Regions from separate parts of the Mus musculus genome. Here region 2 is linked to region 1. A link is a loop called in an ENCODE intact Hi-C map of the cell type or tissue named here. Cell type or tissue: left cerebral cortex. All regions are shown on one strand.

The links. A loop is a pair of places that touch in the nucleus more often than their neighbours do. Peaks named below come from ENCODE experiments on the same cell type or tissue, not always from the same donor. Only the 100,000 strongest peaks of a DNase experiment are listed, where the experiment ranks them.
Region 2: it touches region 1 in a loop (5-fold over the local background); 3 of 42 quality-filtered maps call a loop at or near these places.

The regions. Positions count from the first base shown.
Region 1 is chr9:41,888,687-41,893,686 of GRCm38, forward strand. All of the region lies in intron 1 of Gm40513 (a long non-coding RNA gene), which reads right to left. It overlaps Gm36170 (a long non-coding RNA gene), which reads left to right and starts at 1,576. Exons shown (of 2, transcript XR_379303.2): 1 at 1,576-1,971; 2 at 3,527-3,713. RefSeq lists an enhancer at 324-3,827. In left cerebral cortex, CTCF peaks have their summits at 2,139 and 2,345; DNase peaks (open chromatin) are centred at 1,212, 1,814, 2,255 and 2,972; H3K4me3 peaks cover 1,214 bases; H3K27ac peaks cover 1,772 bases.
Region 2 is chr9:41,733,030-41,738,029 of GRCm38, forward strand. It overlaps Gm35835 (a long non-coding RNA gene), which reads right to left and starts at 4,420. Exons shown (of 5, transcript XR_379295.4): 1 at 4,092-4,420; 2 at 3,575-3,712. RefSeq lists an enhancer at 1,949-4,932. In left cerebral cortex, no CTCF peak of the experiment used is centred here; DNase peaks (open chromatin) are centred at 2,639, 3,090, 4,081 and 4,331; H3K4me3 peaks cover 1,802 bases; H3K27ac peaks cover 2,240 bases.

The DNA.
Region 1 (5,000 bases):
AGGAGAAAGTTGGGGTGGGGGTGGCTGATTCAACATTTGGCAGTCCACTGGAGTATGTAACACTTGGCATTTCCTCCCTTCATTATTTAAAGGGCAATTCATTACGTGCAATGGAAACAAATAAAAACTCTATTTCTGACATTTCTAAATCTGAACCCTGAACTCTCCATAAACCTCCCAGTTTCAAAATAATTATTTAAGCAAAGCCCTGGTGTATTCCTTCTGAACCATGGAGGAGCGCTCCTAATGGCTGGTGATGCAATCGCCTCCAGTGTGGAGGCTTGGGTACTGGACTTTTCCTGAAGCATATTAAATGGTCCCCTATGCTGCAGCCATTAAAGGCAATCCTGTCCTCACAGGCCTCAATCAAATTTGCACAGCAATTAGTCCTACCCAGAGTTTGATACATTTCTTAATTATAAAACAACTTTGTACTCCATTGGCCCTTTCAGATGGGCTGTGAGAATGTTAATCACCTCCTCCTGAGACAGCAAAGAGTTTTGGTAGTGGTGTGTGTGTGTGTGTGTGTGTGTGTGTGTGTGTGTGTGTGTGTGTGTGTGTGTGTGTTTGTGTGTGTGTTTAGCTCTACTTAAGGGAGACAAGACACAGAGGAACTAACATTACTGAATACCATACGATGACTTTGGGTCTATGTTGGGCAATTTCCACATGGGCGAATAAACCTGCGGAAATATATGGATCTTTAGAAAAATTAGATTGCCTGACAGAGTACCCACATAGTGATAGATCAGTCTGGTAGGGATTGAGTTTTTATTCTTAGTTACCCTGAGTTGATGACGACTTTTGTTCATTTTTAATTTTGTGTGTTTGTGTGCTTCACATGTGTGCTTGCAGTGTGTATGTGGGGGGGGGGGATCAGAAGTGAACGCACTGCCTTCCTTTATCTCTCTCCACTGTGTGTTTTTGTTTGTTTGTTTGTTTGTTTGTTTGTTTGTTTGTTTTTGAGACAGGGTTTCTCACTGGACCTGGATCCTGCAAGACTTGCAAACAAGCAAGCACAGGGCTCCTCCCCTCCCCGCCCCTGAGAGCTGGGATCTCAGGCAGGCCACCCGGACCCGGGTTTTAGATGCAGTAGGATTCGCATTCAGAGCTTGTTTGTGAGGCAAGTGCTTTTTCAGCTGAGTCCTCTCATCAGTCCCACGTGTGTCTTTTTTCAAAATTCTCATTCAGTGTGAGAATTTTTTTCAGGCAATGTTCAGGTAATGCTAGGTGCGATTAAAAAAAAATTATTGGCTGAGTCCCATCTGCCAGGAGCTAGTTCCTCTAAGGGAGCCTCTAAGCAAGGTGAGACTACCTCAGTCTGAGTGGGTGTTGTTTCAGGCTGGTCCTAGGCTGAACTCTCCAGATAGTCTAAGCTTTCTGCAGCTGCTAGCACTGGCCTCAAGAGCGTGCCAAGCGCTTGCTTCCCCCCTACAACCCCCCACCCCCGCTGGCCTTGACTCCTGCCTGGCCCCACACCCTTTGCACCAATCCCTCCTCCCCCACCTACGTGGTGGGTTTTTTGGTTTTCTTCATTGCAATCTTCCTAAATTGCACATTTCATAAGACCGTCAGGAAAAAGTCAGGAAATGAGGTTTCCAGGAAGAGGGAGGCGGAGAATACAGGGCCGGGTGGGAAGCCGGAGAATAGGAGAGCAGTCTTTCATTATCACGACCTGTTCCACGCACACCCTCTCCCGGTGCCATCCTCGTGCTGGATGCGAGCCATCCTCTGGGCTAATGAGCTAGGCGCGGGAGATAACTAATCCTAATGCAATTACCGCTCGGTGCAGCACTGATAGGTCCACTGTGCTCCCCGCGTGCCCGGCGCCTGAGCCAGGCTGGAGCAGCTGGGCCTCAGCCTCCTGTTGGAGACGTTTTGACAGCTGTATACAGTCCCGGGCCCCCTCCCACGGCCCGCGTCCCGGGAGAGTGATCTTTTCACAGCGAGTCCCCATGAAGCCTGTCGGAGGTGAAATGAAATCTTAGCAGCTTGGGGGAGGGGGGGGAAAGCTGGGTGGTGCGAGCTCAGATGCTATTTCCAGGGCGGTGATGGGAGCAGCAGAGGCTCGAGCCCCTGCTCCCCCTCCATCCCTGCGGGGCCCCGAGGCCTGGCGGGGTGTGCGGGCTGCGGTGACAAATGGCAGTGCAAGCAAGGCCTGGCCCTCTCCTGGTGCAGCCGGCGCGATCGGGGGAGGGGGAGGAGGAACGGGGTGGGGGGAATGGTTTGCAGCACACTTGTTCCTTTGTTTAGCGGGACCACGTGCTCTGTTTGCACAGCAGCATGTGGTACCCCAGGAGGAAATCAAACCAGCGTTGAAAGTTCAAGGAACAGCCAAGCTCTGCTGGGAAGTGGCGGGGCCAGGGCTGGGATGGAGCAATGGAGCGGGTGGCCTGTGGACTCCCTCCCTGAGAGTCAGAAGGAGGGGGACTCCAGTCCAGAGCTGTTTGGGAGAAAGAGGACTGCTGGACTTTTTGGCAACGAAGGCACACAAGAGGACTTTCTGGGACCAGCCACCCTCTCTGACAGGCGTAGTGGGATGGCAATCTTCTGTTTGAAAGGTTTTTGAGTTGATATAGGTGTCTCCCAACCCAGATTTCATGACACTTGCAAAAAAAAAAAAAAAAAAAACCTGCCATGTCCACGTGCCTTTCCCTCTACAGCTAGAATGGGAGAGAGAGAAGGGAAACCATTGACACAGCGTCTGCTCTGCCTCAAAGCTAGATGGGACAACTCCCACCATGCACAGAGTGACACTCAGGAAAAAGTCGCCATTTTTCTTCCAGGAAAATCTCTCCTCCCCGCCCCCCTCTCTCCTCCCTCCCCGTTGGTTAAACAAATGCAAAAATAAGCGATGCAAAATGTCTGCCATAAAAAGGAGTTTTCTCCCTAAATCCAATTTCCCAATTATATCCATAGCTCAGCATTTCAGCCATCGCTGCGTTTTCTTTCCTATCTAGACATATTCATGAGATTTATCAATACACAAATCTTCATATTTCATAGAACGTTATCAGACATCCATTCACTTTAGTCACGTGTCTCCCAAATGAAACTCCCAAATAGACCTGGATCCTGGTTCTTTTACATAGCTGCTTGGTATGTCGGCATTTCTTGTATGAATGGTATTGAATCATCAGATGTTTGCCGTTTTTTGCTTACGAAGACAATGCTAAACCTAAAGACTTGGATTTGTGTTGCAGTCTGGGACAGGATTATTTAAGAATGAATTCCTAAAATTAACACTTAAAAAACAGTGTTGGGTTAAAGAGAAGGCACATTTTAAATTTCAATAGACTTGGCTAAATCTCTAAACAAAAACAAAAACAAAAAAAAAAACTGACACCAATTTGCAATACATTCAAGAATGCTAGCTGTTTATGTTATGTGTATGATGGTGTACGAATACCTGACTACTTCTGCACACAGACCACCAGAGTGTTTACGGAGCGACCAGGAGAAAATCTGATGAGGTACCTGTCCATCTGTCTGTTTCAATTTTGTTTATTTGTTTGCTTTGAAACAGGTCTTGTACAGCCCAGGCTGGCCTGGAACTCATTATCCATCCACAGCCTCCCAAGTGTTTGTGGTCCAGGTATACGCCGCCCACACCCTAGAAAACCCAACGTCTTCAGTAACAACATCTAAGTGTGTTTAATGTTCACTTGTTTTTATTCTGAAATTTATTAAACCATTTTCCATAGGTTTGTTCATCTAGTCTTACTGATTTGAAGAGATTTCTTCTATAATTTGTGAAGGTTTTTTATTTCTCAGCTTATCTTCTTTTAATTATGAAATGCCTAACATTGTCAAAGTTGGGAGGGAGTCTTTGTGTTTATAACTTTGAGGTTTCAGGCCGCACTTAGAAAAAACATTCTCAGATTCCTAAAAAATTAAAAGAACACGCTATATTTATTTTCTTTTTAACACTCTTGTGATTGTTTTCATTTTATTTTACAGTTCTTTATCAAGTAACAAGAGCTAGATGCCTTTTTAGAACTTGGAGATACATGTGTGTGTATATATGTTTGTGTGTGTGTGTACATATGTGTGTGTGTGTCTGTGTGTTTAGAGCTAGAAGAGACATGACTGAATACGTAATTACAACATTCAAAACACTGTGAGGAATTAGTGGAAGATAACAGACTATCTGCTAAGGAGAGTGGTCATAAGAGGTGAGATTTCAACAAAGCTCTGAAGGATGAAAAAGATCATTCCAGATTACAGAGTCACATATGCAAAATCCCTGAGGTGGGAGCCCATGTAGAGGGTTAGAGGAATTTACAGGAGGCCAGTGGGAGAGAAGAGAGATGAGCCAGGGAGTGAGTCAGAAGATAAAGAACTTTGCAGATAAAACTTCAAAGGACCACATCAGCAGGCACCATGGACGCCTGGGCAGTGAGCAACTGTTTCTAAGTGCAAAGGGAAGCTGCTAGATCTGCCAAGTGGTAGAAAACTGCAGTTGGATCGTTTATTTATTCATATTTGATGCTGCAGATTAAACCCAGGGTCTCAAGCATGCAGTCCACGTGCTATACTACCAACTACACCCTTGGAGTCCACTTTCTTTATATTTTTAATTCTTTTTAATTCTAATAAACTTCAGTCATTTTCACTCCATTCCTCTTTCTCATTCTCTTACCTCTCCCACTAAAATACTTTTGAAGCAAGTCTCCAAAAGTAAATTCTTAATAAATTCACACTCCATCCAAGTATCGCAAACTGCAAGGTTTTCCACCATGTCTGCCACCTGGTCCTGCACACAATGGCCAGTCCTTCCTGAGGTGAGGAAGTTGTGCAACAGCAGCTCAGCCTTCTCACAACCCTGACTAGCTCGCTTCTCTTGCTCACATAGCTGACCCATATAGCATTCATGCAACAGCAGAAAGCCTTTCTAATATTGAACAAAACTCTTGAGTTGTCCCCCTTCAGTGTTTTCTGACCCTTCAGGTACTTCCTACATGAAGAGGCTTTTGATCTCTTCAGCAGCCCACCAGTCT
Region 2 (5,000 bases), 160 kb before region 1:
GGGTGGGTCTATGCTAGTTAATAAAGTTCACTGAGCAGGGAACAAAAAGCAAGCCTATAAACAGCTTTTATCTTTGTTTTCTGTTTTCTGCTTGACTTTCTTCCATTGTGGACTGTGAAGTATAAGCTAAAATTAACTCTTTCCTTTCCTAAGTTGCTTTGGGTCATGGTGTTTAGCACAGTAAAACATAAAGATAAAACATAAAGAGCATTCAAGGTGTCTTTTTCTGCTGCATGGAACTATAAGCTCCTTCCTGGAAGTCTGTTTATAAGCTGTGATCATGAAATAATGCGCTCCAGTCTCCCCCTTACAGATGTACCAGGAATGATAGCTCTTTCTATGCACTCTCTTTTTAGGAAATCATAGGCATATTCTAAAATGGCTACATTTGCTCAATAAGGCTTTCTTGGAACTGAGGTCAGGTTCAGTTTACAAAAAGCAAATCTAATTTGTATTTCTGAAAAATCGTTCTCCCAATTTGATTGCCCACCAGATTCATAAGACATAGATAGCTTCTGGACAGCTTTTAGTAGCTCCCACTGAGAAATCCATCCTCCAAGGATGGAAATGTGATGTAATTAAAGATGTTTAAGACACAGTACCAAGAGTACTGGTGTGTGTGTGTGTGTGTGTGTGTGTGTGTGTGTACCTCAAGTGTCATTTTATAAGCACTACAAACCTTGTTTGTTGAGATAGGATCTCTTACTGGCCTGAGGTTCCCTTATCAGGTGATGCTGGCTAGCTAACAATTCTCAGGGATTCACCTATCTCTGTCTTCCCAGCGTGGGAATTACAATTGTGTGCCATCATACCTGGCTTTCTCATATGGGTTCTGGGCATTGAACTTGTGAATTCTTGCTTACAAGGTAGGCCTTACCAACGGAGCTATCTCCCCAGCTTCCCAGTCATCATTCTAAAGAATAGTTTCAAAGATGCTTTGAGGTTTTTTTTTTTCAGGATCTTGAGTATAGTGTAAATCTATTAGGAAGATAGTAGTGAGAACAATAGCGTGCTTTAGAACGCTTCATTCTCACAGGCTACTTAACAGTAATGAGCAGGTACTATGAACACTAAGGAGTCTGTTAGGCAATGTTCACCTGTGTGTGTCCCTATTGAGTGCTTCTAAGAGCCTCATGTAAATAACATGAGCAGTAATAATTGACCTTTAATGAGTGGCTCCTACCAGTCAGGTACTCTGCCACGGGTTATTTTATTAAAATCTGTATTTCACAAACAACAACAACAAATTTAGAAAAGCTAAGAACCTTGCTAACTCCACAGTGATATTAAGAGAAGTGAGATTCATGAACACGTCTATCTGATTTGTTCTTAATTACTTGGCTTTAGGTGCTGTGGTATAAGCTACAGGCCCTAAACCACTGTGATATGATCTCCTAGTTTTTAAAAAGATCTATCATTTTTTTAATTATGTGTAGGTGTGTGTGTGTGTGTGTGTGTGTGTGTGTGTGTGTGTGTGTGTATACATGTGGGTATGTGAACATTCATGGGGGTGTCCTCTGAGGACAGGGACTATTGGATCTTCTGGGTAGGGCTGTAATTATAGGCAGTTATGAGCTGCTTGTAGGAATCAAATCTATACATACACACACACACACACACACACACACACACATATATATGTGTGTGTGTGTATATATATATGGGCATGCAAATATGTACATATGATGTATATGTGTGTGTATATATATACATATATATATATATATATACACACATATATATATATACACATATATATATATAGTAGGTCCCAACTCATATTTCCTTTCAATAAGAATATTGTCTAGTTCCATGCTCAATAACACAGCTTGTAAGCTATATTGGTGACAGTGACCCAACCAGGACAAAGGACAGTACCAGTCAGAAATATAGGACAAAGTTACTCAAGGCAGATCAGTTCCTCCACCTTCCCCCACCCAAAAGCCAGGTTCACGGGTGCGAGTCATAGGTGTCAGTAGAGGAATTATCTATCTGGTAGGCACCAGCCCAGGTGCAGTGTGAGGCTTTGGGACTTGCTTGCTGGCTGTTCTTTAGTCCCAGGTAATCCCCTGCAGCGGTGGCAGGCCTCAGTCACTCCACCCTAACATCCTGAATGGGCACATCCGTCTCTATTCATCCTTCAGCCTCCCCATCACCCTCTCTCCCATGCATATTTATAAAGACCTCAAGAATCCTAGGATCCCATAAAAATGCAAAGTACAATTATTATTAATGATGATACAGTTAGCAAGGAAGACATTTGTTATTTCTACTCAATTGCTTTCCCCCGGGAGCAGAAGCCTTTTTTTTTTTTTTTTTTTTTTTTTTTTTTTTGACGAGGTGTTAATGTGCAGTCAGGGCTACTTTGATTCTCAGTCATTCTCCAGGAGAAAGTTGGATCGCAGACTAGGGCGGTGCCCTCCTCTTCCCTCTCTGCAGTAAGGCACTGGCTGAGCCCTGGTTGCTAGTGTAGATGAAACTGTGGATCTTTATTTGATTTCTGGTCTCAAGAAACACTGTCTTCGGATCAAGGCGACTAGAGTTCCTTTCTCGTCGAGGTAGTAGTCACTAGTCTGTGCAGGCAGCCCGGGCTCATAGATCTAGTTCTAGTTCCCCACTTATCCACCTGGAACTAAGTGATTTTTTTTTTCAAGGCGAAGAGAGAACACACATTTCCTTATGTAAGCAGTCCTGTTCTAATCACCATTGTTTCTCAGACTAGCGGCTGGCTGAGACTGGGAGCCCGTTTCCATTCATCGTTCGCAGCCTTCCATTGTAATTTCAGAGGAGTTTAAAGAAAAATACTGAACCAGTCTGGGATTTCCCTGTAATGACCTACTTCCTCTAACACACACCAGAACCGATTCAAATGTGAATTTCCACGAGGAAAGGGCTCCTCGAAAAATCTCCATTATCCTGTGTCCTTCAGAAAGTACCTTGCCTTTCTTTGGGCTCCCATCCCCCGCTCCCACCCTCCCTCCAGCCCCGCACCCTGCCTTTCCCTCCTTCTTAAGAAGACTTTCCCAGGTCCCTCTTGGCTGTGGTTGAACGACGTTGGCTGCAGTCCATGCCGCAACAAAGCCCTGGCATTCCAGCTGTCTGCGTCTAATCTCCAGTGTCAGCTCTCGTTAATGTGTGAGCGTGAAATCAGAGGGGGCAGAGCTGCACGGAATATTAAAACCATGATCAGAATTCCACTGAGATGCTGAGAGGCTGCGAGCACCATTAGAGGAGGCTGTCAAATCACGGCTTCGCATTAAATAAAAGATTTCTATCGAAGCAAAGTACAATCAGTGAATCGCTGAGCTAAATTAGCATTTTTTCAATTGGAGATCGAAGGTGATTTATTGTTCTACACGACATTAATGTAACTATGTGCTTGACCCGCTAAGGCAGCTAATTTTTCATTTAAATGGTTTCTTTCCTTCCCGGCGCAAAGGCTGCAATCATATTTCAGCTTTGCCGAGCGATCAGAAAAGTCCTGGAATGCTGCAGAAATGCTGTCCCTCCCCTCTCCTTCCTTCTCTTTTTCCAGCTCCAGAGCCTTCCTCCTCCCCTCCCCTTCCCTACTAACCTCATGGCTGGTGGTCAAGGTCACAGAGGAAGAGTAATCTCAAAGCCACCGACTTCAAAGCCTCCATCAAAGAAGCCCCCACGTAGCCATTGAATTAAAAGGGAGTGGGGGAGGGTGGGGTCCAGGCACTGGCCATTCCTATCAACAAGAAAAGACCCTTTAACTGCCCTGCTGGTAGGACCCAATCCGGGGCATCCTGGGTCCAGTCTCTCTGGCAGCCCTCTTACTGTGCCTCCCCCTCACATCCTCCCGAGCCCCCTCCCCGGCACACACATCGCCTCAAGATAATATACATTTCCAATTAGCAGAGCACATTCTAGCCATGTTCTCTTTGACTGCCCTAACTATCTTCCTTTTTGCTAAAAAGCAAAGCTGTCATTAATGCAATCCTGCAGCTCCATTAATCCGAGGTACAATGCGGCTTTTCTCTCTCGGGCTCCCCTGAACATAAAAACTACAGTTACTCAAGCACCCCTCTTCTATTTAGATTCCTCGCCCATTGTCATTCATTACATACCTGATGTAACACAGTAGCCATCGAAGCTCTTGAACACAGAGCAGGAGCATGAGATTCCATTCATTTCCCAACGCCCTTGCTTTCAAAAGGCAGCTGGTATTTTTGTTGTGGTTGTTTTTAAGCACATGGATTTTAATCTCTGGGAATTAATGGATATATTTTAGGGTACGCTGGGGCCCCTCACATGTGATCAACTTGTTGGATTTAGAACAAGATGGGCGTCCTAGCTGAACCCCGGTAAATTACATTTTCACTTTTCTCTGAATTGCTTCTTATGGAATTAGTTCATTGTGTTCCACATTAAGAAGAAGGGGAGGAGCCGGCAAGGGGTGGTGGGCAGTGGAGCTGACATCTGCCATGCTTTACGGATGTAGATGTGATTTCTAAAACTAAACAGACATTGTACCAGTAGCTAGTCTACATGTTTCCATTGTTTTCTTCCTATCCCAACGTCAACTTAGTGAGATTACAGATTGAACTATGTAGAGGAGGCATTAAAGTACCACCTATCCTTAGGATATGAGGACGACAAGGACAGTCCCTGTTCCAGGGCTGACTATAGACAGATGAAGGAAGAGTGCCCTGCCTCCATCCAACCCCCACACAGCCTCAAAACAAAAGTGATGAAGTTCCTTCAAGGGTCAGTGAATTGGGAGAAAACTTCCCTCCCACCTTTATCACAACGGGACCTAATTGGCACACACACACACCACCCTCACCGCCCACCTCCCGCCCTAGTCAACCAAAAGGCCTTGGAGTGATGGGTCAGGGGACTGACCTTTGTTCTGACTCAGTGAAAGGGCCTCTTACTAGGCCAAAGGTGGGGGTGAGGGTGAGTAATTGGAAACACGTACTTGCCACCATTGTGTCAAAGTTGCTCGTTCATGTCTGTCTGCCTTTTTCTAAAAA